Linked DNA regions of Homo sapiens: region 1 is linked to region 2. Evidence: chromatin contacts called from ENCODE Hi-C or POLR2A ChIA-PET data. All regions are on one chromosome and are shown on one strand. Each heading gives the region's core, a stretch centred on a gene start or an enhancer-like site at or near the end of the contact. The rest is flanking DNA. Distances are from core to core; before and after follow the strand shown.

The links. A loop is a pair of places that touch in the nucleus more often than their neighbours do. ChIA-PET counts read pairs that join two places held with the same protein, here RNA polymerase II (POLR2A). Pooled maps may share reads with other maps.
Region 1: a pooled map shows a loop between it and region 2 (5-fold over the local background). The contact joins the promoter of UBQLN1 here to the promoter of CARNMT1-AS1 in region 2. A Hi-C loop is called at or near these places in 4 of 50 pooled maps. POLR2A ChIA-PET finds 5 or more read pairs at or near these places in 2 of 52 experiments (CD4-positive, alpha-beta T cell and naive thymus-derived CD4-positive, alpha-beta T cell).

Annotation. Positions count from the first base shown.
Region 1 is chr9:83,706,435-83,709,498 of GRCh38, forward strand. UBQLN1 (ubiquilin 1) reads right to left here and starts at 1,524. Exons shown (of 11, transcript NM_013438.5): 1 at 1,066-1,524. The coding sequence starts at 1,245. It overlaps UBQLN1-AS1 (UBQLN1 antisense RNA 1), which reads left to right and starts at 1,401. Exons shown (of 2, transcript NR_135839.1): 1 at 1,401-1,878. RefSeq lists enhancers at 547-1,437, 1,205-1,274, 1,438-2,326.
Region 2 is chr9:74,951,135-74,954,342 of GRCh38, forward strand. CARNMT1-AS1 (CARNMT1 antisense RNA 1) reads left to right here and starts at 1,831. Exons shown (of 5, transcript NR_121183.1): 1 at 1,831-1,983. It overlaps C9orf40 (chromosome 9 open reading frame 40), which reads right to left and starts at 1,778. Exons shown (of 2, transcript NM_017998.3): 1 at 1,052-1,778. The coding sequence starts at 1,477. RefSeq lists an enhancer at 670-739 and silencers at 1,070-1,279, 1,550-1,759.

The sequences.
Region 1 (3,064 bases), core at 274-2,773, 8.8 Mb after region 2:
TGATGTTACACACCTCACTGCTTCACAAAATACACTACCTTTGGAACTCGTTAAACCAATACCCCAATCACCTACTGTCCCTGGGGAAACTGATAGGTACATTTCAGGAATTGTTGTTTCCTGTCACCAACTGTTCACGTTGTTTGCGATCTTCAGAGATTAAGTCAGTAATTATGGAAAACACGACGTATTCAACAATACACTAAAATTATTTGTTAAATTCCACCAAGAATCTTAATTAACTGCAAGATTTGTATTCCTGAACCAAGTTTAAGTAATATTCTGCATTCACTCCGATTTTCTTTTATTTGATTGCAACCGCTAATATCAACATCGCTATCGCCCCTCTAAAATCAAACAAAAACCTACCCAATGATTGGCATCTAAGAGATGATAAACATACTAAAAGGGAAAGAGCAAGTCATCAGTGAAAGAAAGTCATTCACTTTTCTCCTTAAACCTAGTACTATCACTATTACTTAAGATGGAGCTAAAAACAGTTTCTACGTCATAATTTTTTTTTAAAGGTTGCAAGGTGGGAAAGATTTCAGGAGTTAAAATGCAGAACTAAATATACACATGCACCTCACCCCAAAACCCACCTTAACAAGCAGGCACGTAAAACAACGAGGATCCCACCCACCCCTTTTTAATTCATGAAACAAAACCGCAGCCTGAGCTAAAGCGAACCCTCGCCCCCGCCCAGCCTCCACCCCGCCCGGAGGCTGGCGGTGGGTCCCTTTCCTTTGTGAGGAGTTGGAGGGGAGGCGACGGAGGGCGGGGAACTGGGGGAGGAGGCTGAGGGTCGGCGGATACCAGAGAAGGAAGGCTCCGAGAAAAGCGGCATCAGCCCGTCCCACAAACAGGCCGCGCCGCCACGCCACAAACCATTGCGGTGTCCCAAGGCGCAAACCCACGAACTTGGGTGTGATCTAATTTGGGACGACGCCCGGGAGAATGGCCGAGGACGACCCCTCTCCCAGGCCCTTCCAAAAGGTCTCCTGGGGCGGCGGGCGGAGGTCCTGCCGCCACCCCCATCCCGGCCCGAGCCCCAGGCGGCCTCACCTGCTGGACGGAGCTATTCTCGGGCACGGCGAATTCCTCCTTTTCCTTCGGGGTCTTCACGGTGACTTTCATGATTTTGGGCTCCGCGGAGGCAGCGGCCGCGGGGGCGCCAGCACCTTCGGCTCCGGCGGCGCTATCCTGGGAGCCCGGAGGACCGCCGCTTTCACCACTCTCGGCCATGGCTGTGGCGGCGGCGGCGGCGGTGACTCAGGCAAGCAGGAGGGAGCAGGCGAGCAAGGAGGAGCCAGCAGACACCAGAGCCGGCAGGCCTGGACAGCGAAGAATGCAGAGCACGCCGCCTCAGTAGCAACGGGCGCAGGGCCACCGTAGCGGGTGTGGGGCCCCGGAGCTCGGTGCAGGCTCTGGCGCAGGCCCGGGTCAGGCGCTCGGCAGCCGCCGTGTGTTCAGGCGCCGCTCGCTCACACCGACATCCGCAGCAGCCACCGCTTCCTCCTCCCTGCCCCTTCCCCCACGTCCCTTCGCCGGCGCCGCGCGGAGCACGCCGGGTAACGCGCCTGGCGGCGTCGCCGAGTCATCCCCGGCTGGCGCGACTTTGAGCTCAGCCTGCGTGCCTTTTCCTTTCCCGCTCCATTGCCCAAAGTGCAGGCGAAGCCAGTGTGAAGGACTAAAAGCAAAATGGGGCGGGGTAGGTCAGTTCATGGTTTTTTTCCACTCCTTTCACCAAAAACTAAATCGCAGTTTCCAGTTAAGCGCTGTAACGGCGCACCGAGATGACGTCACGGTTAGCGAAATTACTAGAAAGGGACCAGTGGGCCCTGCGGCCGCGGCTGCGCCTGCGCGCTTGCTGTCCAGGTAGTCTCCCCACCTTACCTCATGCCCAGCTGGGCCGTGTTCACCCCTCCGCGCTGTCACAATCGCCTTGCCCTCCCTTGCCTCTCTGTCTACTCTGCGTTCCCCGCTGGGAGGAGGGTCTGGTGATAAAATAGCGGCGAGGTATTTTGTTATTTTAATATGCTTAGCGTTTGATATTTGGAGGGGTCGTATTGCCCTATGCGGGGGAGTTGGGGTAAGTTAATGGTGGAAAGGCCTCAGCACAACGAACAGAAAATGGAGTGAACGCCCGTGACTGCCCTGCGCAATCCTGCGGAGTCATTGCTTCATGGCCAGAGCTTATTTACCGCCCTCGGGTTAGCCCGGTTTGGTCAGACGATCAGTCAGGCAACCTGTATTGACAGTGGCCTCTGCTGCTACGATGACAGCTGTGCGCGAGCGCCCCCAGATTATCTGTGTGTAGGGCGGAACAGGGTGCCCGAGGAGTGTCCACCCAAATGGGACAATTTAATATAGTTGAGGTGTTCGCCTTATATTCTATCAAATTAAGTTACTGGTCAATTTCAGGCTTTAAGTGGCATTAAGGATAGTTCCAAAATTATTTTCAGTGTAATACAGAGAGAAATTATCTCTGAGAATCCTAATTTGAAATGACGTCATTGGCTTTTAAAGATGACTTGCAAGGAATGTACAAACCAGCCCATTATTAATCAATGTTGCACAATTTAAATCCTGACAGCCCACTATGACCCAAATCCGCAAAGATACATTCTGCCTTTCTGCTCCTAAGCCGTCCAACCCTGTTCTGAGAATAAATACTGTTACATAAACACGACTTTTTAGCAGAGCTCTATGGAATCTGGGTCTAAGAGAATCCTGAGGGTATCGATTTCAGTATAGACATCATTTGATATCACCTAAATTTCTGGCAGCATGGCTCAATAACAAGGCCTTCTGCTTAATGAAGGATGACTACTTGGTTATGTCCAGGTGTGAGATGATCACTGCTTCTAAAGCTAGAAAGTGCCACAACTGGACAACCAATCATTTGGAATTTCTTCCATATGTCTAAATAAAATTTCTCCTCAACTTCATTAGCTCCTCATTACCTGTTTTTCCCTGTCATGCTGTGTCTTACCTGCATGCTTTGCCTAGGCTGCCTTCCTCTACCTAGAATGACTTTCCCCTTGCCTTCACCTGTCTAACT
Region 2 (3,208 bases), core at 581-3,080:
GCGGCCGGGCAGCAGAGATCTAGGCAAACCGAGGCATACCTAGATCTTCTCAGGATTCTTACATGCAGAGATGAGGCAGGCTCATGTCTTGAATAAAAACCCGCCAATGATTCTCATATACGCCTTAAGGCCCAAATTAATTTTCTTTTTTCTTTCTTTTCTTTTCTTTTTTTTTGAGACAGCGTCTCACTCTGTGGCCCAGGCTGGAGTGCACTGGCCCAATCTCAGCTCACTGCAACCGCCATCTCCCAGGTTAAAGTGATTCTTGTGCCTCAGCCTCCCGAGTAGCTGTGATTACGGGCATACACCACCACACCCAGCTAGTTTTTGTGTTTTAATAGAGACAGAGTTTCACCCTATTGGCCAGGCTGGTCTCGAACTCCCGACCTCAGGTGATCCACCCGCCGTGGCCTCCCAAAGTCCTGGGATTCCAGGCGTGAGACACCACGCCCCGCCCCCAAATTAATTTTCAATGATACTTTTGCCTAGGATCAGATTTAACACTATGAGTTAAAACAAAGCTTTGACCAAGGTACGGTGGTCCATCCTTTTCTCCAGAAGCTGTACCAGCCGGTAGGACGTTCAATTAATCAATGGCTACCACACTGGTCTCCCTCTAGAAAAAGAACTCTATCCCGAATTCTAGACTAATCATCGTTAAACCCAGGAAGGCCCTCTACACCTTTATCTGTCGTTTGTCTTTGGGCTGAACCTATGCCCTGACGGTCTGCGTTCTCGCCATGCTCACAGCCCGCCACGACCCACGGTCCCGTTTCCCTTTTACGGAGCGCGGCGCTGACGCCGCAAGGCCACTTCTATCGCTCCCGACCACGGTCTGTTTCCCCCTCGCCCAGCCCAGTGCTTTCTGCCCATCGGACTCTCGGGGTGTGCTTCTGGCGGTCGGCGTCCTCTCCCGGAGCGGTGACCCCTTCTTTCAACCCCCTCAGGCGTCTTAACCTACACAAGTCATGAGTGGGAACCGGGGCGTTTTGTGTGTGTGGGGAAAAGGCAAGCCCCTTCGCCCCTCAGCCCACCCGCCCCCAGCCCCTACCTGGCGCGATGCGACCCCCCAGTCTCCCCGCGGGGGTCCTGCGCGCCCCGCCCCGTCGTCGCCACCGCCCCCCGGGAGCCGGGCGCCCGGGAGCTCCTCCCCCGGCCCCGGCAGTACGGGCGGCGGCGGCAGCGGCGGATCGCCTGTCTCCAGACCGTGGTCCTCACGCTCCTGGCCGCTCGGGGCGCTGTTGTCCCCGCTGTCACGGCGCTTGCTGGGCGAAGCCGAGGGCTCTGCCATGGTCCCTGCGTCGATTTTGCGCTTTCGGTGCTGCTCTGGGACGCCGAGGAGCTGCCCAGCATGCGCGACCCCGGGCGGCCGGATCCAGAGAGGCGGTGGCGGCGGCTGCTCAGCGAAGTCGCAAAGCAGGAGCCGCTTCCAAGGCACGTGGAACGTCACCGGCTCGGCCGCACGCCGCTTGGCCATGGGCCCAGAGGCTCGGGCGGAGCCCGCCAGGCGCGGGAGACCGAGTGCCGATAGCTGCGGGGGGCGAAGAGCGAGGACTGAGCGCGTGAGAGAGGGACAGGCCGAAGTCGGGCGAGGAGGCGACAGGACGCTGGAGGGGGTAGGGCGGGGCAGCTCGCGCAGGGCCTAGGGCTGGGGCTCCGGCTCGGAGGCAGCTCCCGCGCTCAGCCCTCGCCGCCGCCGAGATGCGGCCCGGACGTTGAGAAGCAACCGCGAAGCGGCGGAGATTCGAACCTGCGCACAACGTGCGCGCGCGCACTCTGTCTGGCCAGGCGGAGCCGCTGGTTGGTGGAGGCTCGCGGGGCGCGCTCCCGAGCGCCCTCGCGACCGGAAGTGCGCGCTCGGGGGTAGGCGGGAAGGCCGCGGCGGGATTAATTAAAGACCCGATCAAGCGGCCCGCAGAGGGGCGTGACCTTGTTTCCTCAGGAGTGTGGCGGTGGTCTTACTACTATGTTCGTTATAGCGCGGTACGTTCTAGACCCTTCTATAGGAAATTTAAAACCTTTAAAATGTGTATTTCCTTCCTCCAGTCAGTGACCACGGGGGCGTCTCCATGAGATTAAGACAAAGATTATAATAGAGTTCCAGACTATCCTGGGCAACATAGCAAGACCTCGTCTCTACAAAAAATCAAAAATAGGCCAGGCTTGTTGGCCTGCCCCTGTGGTCCCAGCTACTCGGGAGGCTGAGGAGGAAGATTCACTTGAGCCTGGGAGGTGGAGGCTGTAGTGAGCCAGAGATCGCACCACTACACTGCAGCCTGGGCAACAGAGCGAGATGCCGTCTCAAAAAAAAAAAAAAAAAAAAGGAAAAGGATAATACAAGCTTTAAATAAAACTAGTGTTTAAGAAGCTTCACAGTAGGTTGTTATTCAAAACAAAAGACTGAAGGGAGTCTGGGCTGAGGGAAGTAGCTAAAGCTAACAGAAAACACAAATCGAAGTGTATGTTTTGCATGTTTTGCGCAGCTGCTGTGGAAGGTGAAGCAGGCCCTACATTCCTGGAAGATCTCTTGATTAAAAACTTATGGAGGAAGTTACAGACAAAATGTGCAGCTCATCCAAAATAGCTGAGTAGTTGGCAAGAACCAAGCCTGAAGCGCAGCTGTCCTTTCTAACTGAAACCTAAAATTGTTGGGCTCTTAATTAATGTTGGAAGGCTGAGTTCCCTGCTTACTATGGGCGGTGGTCAGATCAAGATTCTATGGCCATTACAGCAAAATAGTGTTGTCAGGTGAAGTGAGGTGGAGACAATTGCAGTATATTTACTATTTTATTATTTTTATTTTTTATTTTGTTTGAGACAGGGTCTCTCTCGGCCACCTAGGCGGGAGTGCAGTGGTGCCATCACGGCTCACTGCAGCCGGGCCCCACTGAGCTCAAGCGATCTCCTGTCTGGGCCTCCCAAAGTGCTTGGTTTATAGGTGTGAGCCACCGCATCTGGTCGTATTTACTATTTTAATAGTTTGATAAAGACAGTAACCAAGTAAGCAGAAATGGAAGGAAGAAAATAAGACTATTACCAGTGCTTTGAAGGGAAAAACTATCATCCTCTGTAGAAAAAGTGTGCAAGAAAGATAATTCTATTTTAGTGCTAGGTACTATCTCAGTACTAATTTACCCTGTACCCCTGCATCTCAAGGTGGTTGTGAGAGGACAAGTTAATTATTAGTTATTAACAAGCACAGAAATGT